Linked DNA regions of Mus musculus: region 1 is linked to region 2. Evidence: chromatin loops called from intact Hi-C (ENCODE). Cell type or tissue: left cerebral cortex. All regions are shown on one strand.

Evidence for each region. A loop is a pair of places that touch in the nucleus more often than their neighbours do. Peaks named below come from ENCODE experiments on the same cell type or tissue, not always from the same donor. Only the 100,000 strongest peaks of a DNase experiment are listed, where the experiment ranks them.
Region 1: a loop joins it to region 2, with 3 times the contacts of the local background. A loop is called at or near these places in 3 of 42 quality-filtered maps.

Annotation. Positions count from the first base shown.
Region 1 is chr6:95,226,389-95,234,388 of GRCm38, forward strand. No RefSeq gene overlaps it. Among named protein-coding and RNA genes, the nearest start is that of AY512915, 100 kb to the right of the region's middle. In left cerebral cortex, no CTCF peak of the experiment used is centred here; a DNase peak (open chromatin) is centred at 3,689.
Region 2 is chr6:97,024,460-97,032,459 of GRCm38, forward strand. The region is part of intron 1 of Tafa4 (TAFA chemokine like family member 4); the gene reads right to left. Among named protein-coding and RNA genes, the nearest start is that of Tafa4, 32 kb to the right of the region's middle. In left cerebral cortex, a CTCF peak has its summit at 3,042 (motif pointing left); a DNase peak (open chromatin) is centred at 2,932.

The sequences.
Region 1 (8,000 bases), 1.8 Mb before region 2:
GTGACCACACCTCCTCCTCCAGAACTATACCTTGTAGTACTTCCTAAATAGTCCACCCCTTGGGAATCAAACACTGGTCTGTGAGCTTATGGGGACCAGGAGCATTCACATCCAAACCACCACATTGCCCAGCTCTAAGCATGACTCAAAGTGAGCAAATCTTATCCCCTCATGGCAGAACAAGGCACACACTTTTCAGCAAATATCCACAAATACAGAATTTGGTGCAAACAATGTGGCATCTGTGTCTCTCCTGGGCACATGGGAAAGCCATTCCTCTTTTTTCCTGTAGGAAGCATAGCTATGAGTCAGAGCATTCAGCTAGCCCCACTGCAGCCTCCAGTACCCAATCCCAGCCCCTCTGACCGAAGCAAGGCAGCACGCCTGACTACACAGTCTGAGACTTGAAGGTGAATTTCTTTGTGTCTGAATGTTATGTGTTTAAGTTCTCTTTCTCCCCCCTCTCTCTCTCACGAGAGAGGAAAAGAGAGAGAGAAGACACAGAAGTATAGAAAGATCATTTAATTATAAAAACTTAACAATGCCCCCCGTTTCTTGGAGAAATGAAATGTTTATTACTCTCTGATGGTATATAGTACCACTTCCCAAAGGAAAAAAATTGACTAATATGGGGGGAGTGCATGTAGCTCTTATTGTTACAAGAATTTACTCTGTTACCTCACAAAAGTTTGAAGACCCTTATGTGTCAAGGCAGTGACATTAAGAATGAGGGAGACAGGTCACTCTTCTTAGAGATGGAATTGGATCCTTGCACATAGCAGGTGCAGCAGTCCACAGGGTGTGCACACTGAGTGTTTACTCTGTGAGTGGACTATTTATGCCCTGTTATAGCAACCTTGGGAGAGGAATATGCTGGCACGGGGTGGTAGGTTAGAGAGCAAACAGGCCAGGTGCTTTGGTGGCTTTGGCACTTTGAGATCAGTTTTCTTTTAGTAGGTATAACTAGGATTTCAAATAAACCCTAGTAGGTAACATAGCCGTTTTAACAAACACTCTTGGGTACTGATTTTCTGGAAATGAATGAGTGTGATGGGGAAGAGTCTAGCCCTGAGCTATGTCGTCTTCAGCATTCCCCTTAGAGCGGCTTTGATGCAAACCTGAAGCGCTGAGCATCCAATGGGGGTGAGCCCATGTACCCAAACATGGGAGATCAATGTGAGTGCAAAGGGCAGTTAACAATGCCAAGCCATCCTCTTGGTTTCTGTCAGGTTCATTTCCAGCTGCTCCTCCTCACATTTTCTCCTATCAACCCCAGCTAACTGTAGCCCTAATGGTTTCCAACTCATTATTACCTCAAATCTTACCATGAAAATCCCCCCAAACAAAAAACCAAGACCTTTAAGCAGCATATTCAGTTGAGGAAATAAAAAGATAATTTTTTAAAATTATATTTTTGCAAGGTGAGGTTATAAACACTTCTTTCACTGGTGTGGCCACTTGTGCAATTTTGTTTAATTATAAACAATAAGTTGATTCTAGTTGTTATGGCAATACACACACACACACACACACACACACACACACACACACCCCACACACACACCACACAAAGGGGAAAGAGTTCTCTTTTAATTTTTTCTTGAAACAACCCAAAATATGAGCTCTAAGTATGTGAATTCCGAAGAAACTACTACTTGGATTTTTTCCGAATTGCTAGGCTTCAGGAGATGCCTGCCTACAGCTGTTTGAGCTTCATTAATCCCTCGGAGCTTAAATCAGAAAAGCAATGAGTGTTTAAAGGGAGGAGAAGACTCACTTTGCCCTCAGGACATCTCCCTTCCACTCCGCACATCTATTAATATGCAAGGCATGAAGCATTAAATGTCATGACCATGTCATATGCTAAAACCTAAGCACTATGCAATCAAAGTGTAGGATTCTTATGCCAACATATTTGGGCTAAAATATCTCATTAACCAGAATAAAAGGTCAAAACCAGATTTCTACCTTTTGCTTCCAATTCTCCACCAAAAATATGTGCAAAAAGGGGATGACACTCTAGACTTTTAACAGGGAATTTTCCCAGTTTTCTTCTAGAAAATAAAGTCCTCACTAGAAGATCTCAAATATATCAAACATCATTTCACTACATGTGAATAAAAACCTATAGCTTCATTTAGGGAAGGAAATCCATAAAATAAAATTGAGTGGAGGGGATTTTATTGTATCTTTTGTATAATTTAAATCACTACATTACCATTGTTCATTGTGTATATGCATGGGCACACACACATAGACACACACACACACACACACACACACACACACACAGAGAGAGAGAGAGAGAGAGAGAGAGAGAGAGAGAGAGAGAGAGCAGGCTACTGCACACATATGTATATCAGAGTACAGCCTTTGTAGCCTCAGTTCCCTCCTCTCAAGTTTGCACGAGGTGCAGTCAGCACCCTAAGGTCACCTTTACCCACCCACAAGCCGTCTCGATGGACTCCTGATAATTTGTTTATTGTCACCGTTTTTCATATTACCCCTCTGATCATCTTATCCCAAGCCTACCCTTAATAATAGAACTGAGGACGGATGCCAACCATTGATCACAACTTCATTCCCGAACAGAGCTCACTCTGTCATTGACAGCCCACTTGTATCCAATTCTGAAATGTTCTTGCAAATGGCTCTCAAATCTCTATTTCCTGCATCAATAAGAATGCAATTGACTCTAGTGACTTAGAGTTTGCATGAGAATTTGAACAAGACTACTTCTCCCAGGGATTTGTCAACAGTGTCTGAAACTGTCAGCAATTCCTTACACAATTCTCTGCCTGGTCAGACTGAATGTACACCCGCCTCTACTTCTCAACAGATTCAAGTTACCCTCCCTACCCCCACATAGCAACAAGATGACTACATAGGATTTTTTGTGTAAGCACCAGAGTAGCAGACTGAGTTAGTGGGCTAAATAAATACCTGGCCATTCCAGGTAAATTGCTGTAGAAGACAGGAATTTTGGATGAAATTCCTGTAACTTGCTATCTGTAATTCATCTGGTTCATTCTCCTTTCCCAGAAAATGCAGAGATAATTTGCTATTCAAATTTCACACCTGTAGTTGCCATTTTTTCTGTGTGCACAGCACACCTTCAAATCCAGCTCTGAGCAGCATGCCTCTCATTAGTGATGATTGTCAGCTATCGTTGGGTACAGTAGTGCAGGATTTCCTGGCTGTAGGAAATTAATGCGCAGTTTTGTGCTCTTTTCTTGGTCACCCTCACATCCTGTCTCCTTTCTACACTTACTTTAAATGGATACATGAAAGTCAAAATTGCATCTTTATGAGATCCACAAGGCAGCTCAACACACATATACAACACACAGCCAATCTTTTATGTAAAATCCTGATTGACTCACTGTTACACAGCAGAAGTGCGATCATACCTCTATCTTCCTAGAGTTTATGTTGAGATGGAGAGTAGAGGTAGTAGATCATTACACAAAATGTTCAGCTACACTAAGGTCATTTTAATACCAGAGGAAGACACAACAAAGAATAAATTTAAATGCCAGCACACACACTTTCTGCTTTTTAACAAGCTTGGGAGGAGAGAGACCAGTGTATTCTTTCCCTTTACCATCCAGTAACGGCTAAGCACACTGACAGCGCCAGCTGTGGACTCCAAAGTGAGTGGCATCTGGCCCAGCACGTGTGGGAGCAGGCTTGGCTCTCACACATGCCTCAAGACATCTGCCAGGACCTTGGGGACTTTTATGACGAGATCAGCAACTGGTATTCCATAAGCAGGAGCCCTCTGGGAATGCTCTGTAGCTTCGGGATGTCCCCAGAAGGATGGCTTTCACTCAGGGCCTTTATCGAAGCAGCGTTCACTAAGCCAGCGCTGTGTCCTTGTGACCAGTATGTCCTCCAGAGTAAAGTAGGAGACCACAGTTACATCCCTACTACTGCGGAGGGGGCTGTGGACATCAGGAGGAGGACAAAGGCACTTTTGAGAGCCAAGAAGAGAGAACTGAATTTACATGCATTTTTTTTGTCCTGGATTTGTCCATTAGTGTTTGTTCTGAAAAAGTAGACAGTCCATTTCATTGCCCTGGGCTCGATCTATAGGTACATGCGTCATTTAGATTGCCTCTGAGGAAGACAGGTTACCCACATGATCAAACACACCTGGGATCTGTGTAGTTTCTCTCATCATCCCCATAGATCCGGCATCTTAGGAAGACTATGTAGCCTCTCTCACCATGTTTATTCATCTATAAAATGGATATAAAAACAGGACCACTCCAGATCTATGCCACTGTTTTTTTTTTCCATTTTTTATTAGGTATTTAGCTCATTTACATTTCCAATGCTATACCAAAAGTCCCTCATATCCACCCACCCCCACTCCCCTGCCCACTCACTCCCCCTTTTTGGCCCTGGTGTTCCCCTGTACTGGGGCATATAAAGTTTGCAAGTCCAATGGGCCTCTCTTTCCAGTGATGGCCGACTAGGCCATCTTTGATATATATGCAGCTAGAGTCAAGAGCTCCGGGGTACTGGTTAGTTCATAATGTTGTTCCACCTATAGGGTTGCAGATTCCTTTAGCTCCTTGGCTACTTTCTCTAGCTCCTCCATTGGGAGCCCTATGATCCATCCATTAGCTGACTGTGAGCATCCACTTCTATGTTTGCTAGGCCCCGGCATAGTCTCACAAGAGACAGCTACATCTGGGTCCTTTCAATAAAATCTTGCTAGTGTATGCAATGGTGTCAGCGTTTGGATGCTGATTATGGGGTGGATCCCTGGATATGGCAGTCTCTACATGGTCCATCCTTTCATCTCAGCTCCAAACTTTGTCTCTGTAACTCCTTCCATGGGTGTTTTGTTCCCAAATCTAAGGAGGGGCATAGTGTCCACACTTCAGTCTTCATTCTTCTTGAGTTTCATGTGTTTAGCAAATTATATCTTATATCTTGGGTATCCTAGGTTTTGGGCTAATATCCACTTATCAGTGAGTACATATTGTGTGAGTTTCTTTGTGAATGTGTTACCTCACTCAGGATGATGCCCTCCAGGTCCATCCATTTGGCTAGGAATTTCATAAATTCATTCTTTTTAATAGCTGAGTAGTACTCCATTGTGTAGATGTACCACATTTTCTGTATCCATTCCTCTGTTGAGGGGCATCTAGGTTCTTTCCAGCTTCTGGCTATTATAAATAAGGCTGCTATGAACATAGTGGAGCATGTGTCCTTCTTACCAGTTGGGGCATCTTCTGGATATATGCCCAGGAGAGGTATTGCTGGATCCTCCGGTAGTACTATGTCCAATTTTCTGAGGAACCGCCAGACTGATTTCCAGAGTGGTTGTACAAGCCTGCACTCCCACCAACAATGGAGGAGTGTTCCTCTTTCTCCACATCCACGCCAGCATCTGCTGTCACCTGAATTTTTGATCTTAGCCATTCTGACTGGTGTGAGGTGGAATCTCAGGGTTGTTTTGATTTGCTATGCCACTGTTTTAAGAATAGAGCTAAATAAAGCAGGTAGGGGGCTTGTCATAGTGCCTAGATAAATCTTAAGTATCAACTTCCCCTTTAAAAGCCTTTTAAATGTGAATGTACACATTGATACACATGCATACGTACATGTGTTTTGCATGTGAGCAAGGATGAGTGGCTGTGGAGGCTTGAAGTTCCTCTATTTATTGACACAGGGTTTCATGCTGCACCTAGACCTCAGAGATTGCAGCTAATCTAGCTAGCCAGATGCCTTGGGTATCCTCTGCCCCTGTCTTCTGTGTGCTGGGTTATAGGCAGTTGCTGCGTCTGCCTGGATTTTATGCACATTCTGATCTTCATGCCTGCTGGCAAGTGTTTTTTCCACTGAGCCATCTCCCCAGCCTTCCTTTAATGTTAAAGGAAATATATACAATTGATTGCTTTGCTGAAGAACTAAATTAAGGTAAATGAGGGAATCACATACCGTTTCATGAAATGGGCCACCATATAATGACACTGAAAAATGTCATTTGCCATTTTTATTTTTATCTTGAGAGAGGAGTAGAAACTATGTGAATATGTGAATTCATGCAGGGGTGAATAAAAAGAATCGCTTATTCAGGGAGTATTGATGCAAAAGTGGCAATCTGCTAGTCCATTAGGGTGGAGATACAAGAACAATGTCACTTTCACCACTTAAAACATCTAGATTAGGTGGGGAAGAGAAATACTTACAGAATAATAATGGTTCCGTGAAATATGAATTAATGAGCTAGATTACAGGAGCCTTGGCAAGTGTGTTGGGGTACACCTTGAGATCTTATTGCCTGTCTACAGGGTTTAGAACTAAAGTAGATTAACCAAAGAAGGATTGAAAAGGACCCTTCAGTAGACAGTTTGGCTCATCAGAAAATCTCCTCATCAATAATTAGATGGCCATTCTTGCATGTGAATCTAAAGTTTTCTTCACTAACACATTCTACTATGAAAGCAGAGAGCACAAAATACTGTAAGAAATTACCTTATGTCTTACCACTAATAAAATATATTATTTAGGGAATATTGTCATTAATGTTTGTTGATTGATTTATTTGTTGACTAATAAAGTGTTTTAATGATGGGTGTGATCTGCAAGCAACTGAAGTACCCACTGCTTGGCAATGTTGAGGTGGAATTGTTTCCTCCTCAATCAGTGGTCTTGGTTATGAAATTTAGTTAATACCTTTTATCACACACACACACATACACATACGTTTATACAAATGTATATATACATACATGTGCGTGTGTGCATACACATGTGTGCATTTAGCTCAGTTAGGCCTTGAACTCACTATATACCTGAGTATGGCTTTGAACTTTTGACCCTCTTATTACCATTTCCTTAATGCTGGTATTACAAATATGAACCACCATGTTCAGCTTATGCAACCTCCAGGGGGTAGGGGTGGGGTTGAATCCAAGGCTTCATGTATGCTAGGCAAGCACTCTCCCATCTCTCCTTCCTTTATAATTTGAACGATAAAAATGATAGCTTCTAGATTTGACTCCACCATAAATTTCAGCTCAGATCCTGACAATTCCCGTAAGTGCAGTGACATTTGTTTCAGAACTCCTGATTACAAAATTCTAGGTCCCATCCTGGACAGGTATAACTGTTCCTGGTCTTCACTGCCCTGCTCCACCAAATACCCCAGAAATAACAATCTTTAAAGTACACCCAATGACTATTGCTCAGAACAGACTTTTCCCTTTAATTTATTCACAGCATCTGTGGCTTTAGCCTTCTCCAGACTAACTACATAGTTGATTCTCATGTACAATGTGAAAACCAGAAATTGCGTGTGCCTAATATGTCTCAGACAATGTTCCATGTCATTTCCATGGCTTTACTTAGTTAAGCCTTCCAGAGATCCACAAGGTGTGTATTTCTTCACTGTCATTATTCTGGTGAGTGTCAAGGCTCAGAGAGGTAAGGGACCTGCCCAAAGGAGCCTAGCCAGGAGGTGATGGGAGGTGGGTGAGAAGGAAGTCCTGGTCTGCTAATCACCACTCTACAAGGCTAGTAACTGATTAGTATACAAGAGCCAAATGTGGGTTGGCCATATTGCATAATAATAAATATTGCATATTGCATATTTCCCGGACTGCTGCAGGGTTTATGGAACAGTGTAACAAAGTTTAAAGGAACACACTCTAGGGTCAGACTGGCCAGCTTTGGATTCTTACTCTACCTCTTAATAATCATATGGCCCCAGAGAGTCGCTTAACCTAGTTCAACTCTGTTTCCTCCTGTTTGGGAAAAATGGAGTCTTCTTGCCAGGGTGTTTGTGAGAATTAACATGGTGAGATAGGGCATGCGTGCACTTAGGAAAGTGCCACATGTTCACTAATGACCGTAGAGCATTACAACAGCGGTATGTGGAACAGTTATTTATAACTGAGTGTTCAATGAAGTAAGGATAAGGCACTCCATTGTCCGGGAAAGACTGGGACATCAGTGGGTAAAGGCTCAGAGAGGAGCATAAG
Region 2 (8,000 bases):
AAAACAAACAAATGAATGACTGAGCATTCACTCCAAATTAGGGCTTATGTCTGCCTCCTTGTGGCATGGAAAGGACAAGAGACTTGACCAAAGTCACTCGGCTAGGACACACATGAGCTAAGATTCCCATTCTAGCCGCCTGGCACAGAGATGCCAAATGTCTGAAATCTACTAGACTATAAACTCACCAACACATTCCCAAAACGCGTGCAGCTCTTCCCACATGTTTAAAGTCCACTGAAAATCAAGCCAGGTTTCCTTGGCCCCTGAAGACACTGAACCACAACCTCTGGGACTCGGTCTGCAGTCCCTGGCTTAGGTTCACAAGGGTTTACTCGGATCTCAACATATTAGTTCTGCTTTGTCTTAAACGGCTGCTGGAAGACAGTGAGTCGGGGCTCTGATATGCAACAGATTCAACGAAAGGTGCCCAGCTCCACAACACAAATGAAGGTAAAACCTGCAAGAATTACACAATCTGTGTCACCATTTCATCAAACTTACAAGAGCCGCTGGCTGCACTTCTGATCAGAACGCTACATCAGTTCAGTGGAAATACACCAGAGCTGAATGGTATGTAAGGAGACGACTGAATGACTTCTGTTGGCCTCTGTGAAGAGATCCAACACCAGAACTAGAATAAATAAGTAGCTAATGAGGCTTTCTCTTCTGTGCGTGCACTTATATTCATTACCTGCTACGGTCTCATCCCGAAGCATTTTCACATGAATCTGGCAAGGCAGAATCTCGCTTAGTTACAAGACATCCATTTGAGCCGCCTCTCCTGCTGGCCACTGGTGGGGAACGTCTCCAAGGGCCTCTTGCATCAGCACCAGAGTGGTGAGGACACAGTCATTAGCTGTTTACAGAATCACCACAAGGTCCGCTCTGACCTCCAAGGATGGCATCTACTGGGATGGCCAGGTGGCTTCTACTCACAGCCCTTGGGTACCAGGTGCGAGGCGGAACAGTGCTAACCACTGTTGTTAAGAGGCAAGTTGCTGTGGAGTCTCCCAGTGTGATAAATCACCTTTCTGCTCTTGTTCCTGCTCAAGACAGAAGATGATGGGGTGGAAAAATATTTTATAAATGCCTCGGTTTGGGGAGCCCAAAGGGATCTTATGAGTGAAGGAGGGGCAGAGGGGAGACAGTCTTGTGAGTAACTACTAGACACTGTCTCTGGAAGGGAATCTGCCTACACAGAAGGACCCATCAGGCCTCCAGACAGAAACAAGGAAGGATGTTTCTATTTTCAGATGCTCAAAAAAAAAACAAAACAAAAACAAAAACAAAAACCAACAAGTGCATTGGATGTCTTTGCTGATTTGCCCCCAGCTTTTCCACCTAAGAATACATGGCCAGTGGAACCCTTTCTCTGGCAAATTTATTCTGAAAGGAAACAGGAATTAATGACCTCCTTAGGCCGAAGCATGTGCTGATGAAAGCTACAGATCATCAGTGACTTTGACCAGTGTGTTACAAATGGTGCTTCATGGCTGAAGCCTCCACCAGCCTCTCGTTTATGATTATCACACGATGCGTGGAATTACTTCGCCATTAGAGTATGGGCATCGGCTACATTAAAATAGCCTGCTTTTCTGCCAATATGTGGTAGAGGCATGCCACAAATTGCCTTTTTATGGCTTCCTTAAAAACATCAATGAAGAATTTACTACTGGATCATTTTACAACATACTCAAGTACATTGTAAATGAGCCATTAAAGACAATAACCGTGTCTATTAAAAATTAAAGAATTTTATAAATGGCATTTTAATTTCATATGTTATCAATACCTTCTGTTCTGAATGATGGGGTAGAGTTCTTGAAGAAGGCTCTTCTAATTGGAGCTGAATTAAATTAATTAACTATACATGCCATGTCCCTTGTATGGCTTGTGCTCTGATTTTAAGACCTGAGAAATTTCTAACTATGCCACTTCTTCATTTCCATCAGGTGGTATTCCTGTCTAAAGGAGATGGGATCAAACCCTTTTCATCACTGAGAAAGCACCATTTTAGCCTTCAGGTGACCATGAGAAGCACAGAGCAGTTATCCTAAACAAGGATGCTGCAGTTGGAGCCAGAACACATGAAAAAGAGGAATCTGGTGAGGTACATAAAATAAAATGATCTCACAAAATCCAGTGTCAACCAGCACAGCTGCACGGCTTGTCATTCAAGCGAAATTAGCCAGGTCTGGGGCTGAGCAAATATGACCGGCGATGCCAGTGTAGCCATAAATCTCTTAAGGCCCAATTATCCTCACTGTAGAGGCTTGATTCCTTTTAATTAGACTAGTCTTTAATTGGAAATGTTCCTCTCATTTTTCAAATAACCAAAACAGAGTGACAAAGGTCTTTAGCTACCATCATGAAAGACCAGCATACCATGCATGTGGCCCGTGAGCCACCAAGCTCTGAACTTAATCCAGAAACTGCTTGGTATGATATGATCTCACCTCCATGTCAGGAATATTCACAACACCGAAGGAAGGTTCATAGCACCTTTAACAGTACCTCTGCTGCTGTAATCCTTCCCAGGGGTGGCTGGCAAACTGCTGACAAAACTATTATGTGACCTTCCAGGACAGAAGGATATGCTGTCCGTGCCCCTCACCCCCAAATCCCAATCTCTAGGATGCTGCCATGTAGCCTGCCATGCCAGGCTTTAAATATGCATTGGTTAATCAGGTAGCCCTTCCCACAAAAAAATGAACAGCACGTGACCAGGCTTCTCCAGATTCCTGTCAATTAGAATTTGACTAAGAGTCCAGTCAAGTGCCTTCCAGTCTTAGCGACTGATTGCACAGAGCATCGTCTAAGGGCAGTACACTGGGATTCCCTTTCAAAGACATCCTTGGACAGACCCTCATACTAAATTGCAGCATAGCTGGATAGCATAGCAAGACAAAGCCCATTGCAGACAATATTGGCCACTTTAATCCATTACCGGGATAAATGCTTCTTAGAGGCTTAATCTAAACCTCCATTACATTTTCAACTTTAAAATTACCTTTTGTTAGACAGGAGAGCCCTCTTGTGGACAAAGAAAGGAATTCTATTGCCTGCTAATGTTAACTGCCAATCTGAACTGTTATCATAATACACTTTAGTGTTTAATAAATCCATGCTTAAAAAACAGAATACAAATCATCCTTAAATAATATATGATATAATTTAAATAGCAATACCACAGAAAATAAACTCGCTACTTTTAAAAAGTCAAATCAATAAGCAATAGCTTATAAATAAAATGGCAATTACGTCTACCAAATTTCTACCCATATTAAACACGAGTGTCACATCATGCCATCTTTTCTGCTTCTCCATGGTACCTTTAAAACACAATCTCAGCGACAGTCTATCAAGGGTCCTAGGCTACTTAAGGATGCTCAAAATACCCGTATGTACTGACAATTCAAACGATAACAGCATGTTGCTCAGTAGGTCCCATAGGAATGTCTGCGTTTCTCTGAGGTTCTAACTGCCTCTAAGCATTCAGACTTTGGGTAACTTGATAAAGATCCTGCCAGTGTCACCCTTGAGGTGTATAGTGGCATTAGATTTGATTCACACATTGTGCAAGGACATGCTAGTAAGATTAGGAACAAAACTGCTTCCTGACTCCCCAGGAGTGACTATCTAACTGGAGACCACACACCTGCATGGAGCAGCTGAGGGAATAGTCCATTAAAGTAGTGGCATCTTTGGGGATAGTGAAAATTAAGCCCTGGACCTTGAAAAGATCAGCCAGGGCCCCCCAGAGATCCAGAAAAGAGGACAAGAAGAAAGATGGCAGCAAAGGAAGAGCTGGGAAGCCACAGGGCTTCCCGGGAGCGGATGAAGGGGTGTTAAAGTTGGCAAAGCAATTGGTGAAGGATATATTCAAGTCACATGGGCATCTGCGGCTCAGCTGTGTGGTCAACAGGTCACTTCTACAGGAGTCCCTTCACAAGCATGTCTGAGGAGCTCTTCTTATAAGAACCTGTGCCCTGTGCATAGAAGGAGAGACTTGCTCCCAGGAGTCCTGCGGCTTGTATCCCGGCACAAGGAAACAGACACCATGGTAAACAAGCTGAGTAAGGTCACTGTGGACTGGGAGAATTGCAGAGAAATGGGGATTGTGGTGGGACTGGGCCTGGTAGAAAGAGGCTGCTGGGACTTGACACTCTGGGATGGCCTGGCATCTCTAAGAAGGTACCTCAACATCAGGATGGACATGCGACCAAAGGAGGGAGGAAAAGGCAGTGGCTACAGTTAGTTCAGGAGCACCCAGGAATCCAGAGCAGAGGGAGCAAAGGCACAGAAGGAAAAGGCACATGGAAAGACACATGAATGTACATGGGAAGGGTACATGGGAAGGCACATGAGTGTACATGGGAAGGATACATGGGAGCTCAGGTAGCCCAGGCTGGCCTCAAACTCACTAGGTAGCCAAAGGTGACCCTGAACTCTGATCCTCCTGCCTCCACCTCCTGAGTACTGGGATTACAGGTGAGTACCTCCATATCCAGTCTGTGGGGTGCTGAGGGTCAAACCCAGGGCTTCGTTTAGTCTAGACAAGCAGTCTAACAAGTGACCAATAGTTCGGTTCCAAATGCGAAACGGGAGTATGAAATAGGAGAGAAATAGAAAGTGATTTAGTGTATGGATGGAGTTTATGGGTCAGAAATGGAATGAGTACTTAGGTGACTGGAGAAGCTGAGCCTCACTATTGGTTTGCCCCCCACCTCCCCATGGTCCTATCCCCCAACCTTTTATTAACTCTCTCTGGGACCACAATTTGTCTCACGGTATATCAGCAGACCTACCTATGACCTCAAGACATGAAGCCCACTGCCACCTGGCTGATTTTTAGATACACATTAAGATCTCAACAGAGGAACAAGAGGATGCATTTATTTGGCCAACTGTTTGAGCAGAGGGTACCAATGAATCAAGGTCTCCATGCTAGAGTCCTCTTATATACCTGCTCAATACCTCGGTCCCTCAAAGCAGGGGCAAACTAGCAAAATGCCCACAGGCTCAAGCCCTGAGTCAGGGTGCCAGAAAATGGTTTTTATCCTAGGGATATTTTCTTTTCTATAACAGAGTCTTGTTTCCCTTCACTTTTGTTACTAGGAAGCTCAGAGCCAGTTTTACAAAACATTTCCAAATGACAAAGACCGCTGCAAAAGCTATGCTGAACAGAAGATGCAGGCAATAGGTCCCACTGGACACAAGGATAGTGTCCTGGACAACTAGACTATGGCAAGGGACTGGGAGGAGTTGGAAGAAGGTAAATAAGGAATTGAAGAAGACCCAGTGCTTTTTGTGCAGAGAGCAAGAAGACGACACAATGGAACAGGAGACAGGGTGGACAGGGACCCCAAGGACACACGTTTGACAGCCCCAAGAGAGATCAATCTTGTCTAGCAGTAATCAATAACCAATCACTTTCTGTAAGATTAAGATCAACGCTTTGTGTATGATGCAGAAAAAAATGTTCACAGGCCCTAGAAAATACTGTGACCCCCTAGCTGATAGCTAGCTTCACACCTTGTTTAAGAAGAGGAGGGAAGGACTGGCGAGATGGCTGCGTGGGTAAGAGCACTGATTGCTCTTCTGAAGGTCCTGAGTTCAAATCCCAGCAACCACGTGGTGGCTTACAACCATCCCTAATGAGATCTGACATCCTTTTCTGGTGTGTCTGAAGACAGCTACAGTGTACTTAATAATAATAAATAAATCTTTAAAAAGGAGGAGGAGGAATCAAAGAATTCACCAATATGATAACAGAGCGACAGGTATAAGGGCCACTCACACACTGAACCATGTGGCATTTTGTCCTCAGAATAACAAACACTAGAAGGCAGCCATTTCTTGATCTTATGTTTGACTTTTTGTTTTCTTGAAATTCCTATTTAACAGAAGAGAAAAAAAAATTACATCCACCTATCAGACAAGGACCCCAAACAAGTAAGCAATAGACTTAGGTTTTCAAACAAGGATAGGGGTGCACCCCATGGGTTAGAAAGGGAGAGAAAAATAGAAAAGAGGTAAGAAGAAAGAAAAGAGGGTTGACACAGAACAGGAAGTGCTAGGCCAAGACCTTGGGAGTCAGTTCTGTGGAACACTCCAGAAGTCCAGCTTGGAACCCCTGGCTCCAACTGCAGTCCCTGAAAAAGATGGAGTTCTTGCAACTCTGGCTGCAATGATGGGGAAGACCCTCACGTGCCTCTAACTTTATGTATGCAACCTTTCTATACAGATGAACCACTCATCAGATACTGAGACAGTGGGGCCCTTGGCATTCTCAGAGTACCCCTTACGAAAGTCCCTCCTTGGGTGTGGCACCACTGGCTTAGGTCAAAGACTTGGGATCCATTCCTCTTATTCTCCATCTCAAAGGTGACCGTTCACGGGTTCTGCCAGATGGCCAAGTTTTTATCCAGAGACCCTTTCTTTGCTCTTGACCTAGTTCACAACTAAAATTTTACTGTAAACATCTGGGGCCCAGCAGGCTCATCAGAGGGGGCAGCAGTGTTGCCGTGGGGTTCAGCCACCCATGCAAATTCAGCCCAAGCCTAGTGACTCTCCTTGCTGGAACACGAGAGTTGGGACTGGGAGACAGCCTGTCATTGAGAACTAAGTTGTGGAGGAGAGAAGTATGCTTAGGAAGGCTGGGGAGCAGATTTCCTTCCCCCCCATGCAGGACAACAAAGAAACAGAGTTTGCAGAGACAAGACTGTCTCACATGCCCAAAAGCACGAAATGAAATGGGAGAGCAGGATCCAGGTCCCGTTCACAGACTTCCCTCGCTCTATCTGCACCCTTCCCTTCCACTCTATGGGAACTTCTTTAGCTAGTTCAAAAAGAAAAAACAAACAAATCCACCTTTGCTAGGCCTTGCTAGAGTAGGTGTGGGTGTTTCTAAATGAATGCATCCCCTTTGACAGACAGGGAAACTGAATCTCCCCCAGCACCGTCTCAAGGACACAAGGCTGAAGGGCAGAGATGGGAATTGTTTCCAAGCCTGTGGTACTCGAAGAACTCCGTCTATCCTCAGCAGCTGAACTTCACATAGAATTTAGAACTGAAGCTCATCGCATGCACGAGTCACAGGTCACATGCTCAAAGACATGAAGTAGTAAACACTCAATAGCCAAGCATACAACAATGGAGTTTGGATGAGATGAGTCAGGAGAGTGCCCTGTGAAATGTACCTGGACCACTAGGTGCTAGAATTCGCAACAGCGGGGGCCACTGCTGATTCCATAAGCAAGCAATGTCTGACTCTTCTCCAAGAGCCATCTACAAGTGGCTTCATTTCATCGTCCCCACACATTGAGAAGGGCCATCCCATTATCCCCATATTACAAAGGAGATTTGGACACAGCAATGCCATGGTTTGACGAGGATCAGCCATCAAGAGGAGTGGAGTTATAAACGCACACTCTAGCACCTACCTGCTTAACACTGAGAATATGACCTCCTTCGTATCCCAAAGTGTGTGTTCTATAATAGCTACAGTTACTGCTCCCTAACGGTAAGTAGGACTGGTTTCCAATACCTGAATTATTTCATGTCCCAACCACACATGCCAGAGAACTAGTTCTCAACTTTCCTAATGCTGTGACCCTTGAATACAGTTCATCATGTTGTGATTATTTTCATTTTCTACTTCATAACTGTAATTTTGCTACTGTCATGAATTCCAATGTAAATATCTGTGTTTTGCAATGGTCTTAGGGGACCCCTGTGAAAGAGATGCTCAACCTCCAAAGGTTGAGAACCTCTGCTCTAGTAAGCGCTGTCTTCTGGCTTTCTGCCTCTGTTATTTTCCATCTGTGTGCATTTGTCTTTGAATAGGAGCCTGAGAAGCAACTGTAAACTTGCTGAACATTCATGCGCTGCATGTGTATGAACATTCATACACAGACAAGAGGCTGACTTGTTCATCCCAAACACCATGCATGGGACAGCAACCAGCAAACCGATCTTGCCAGAGAAAACCTGAC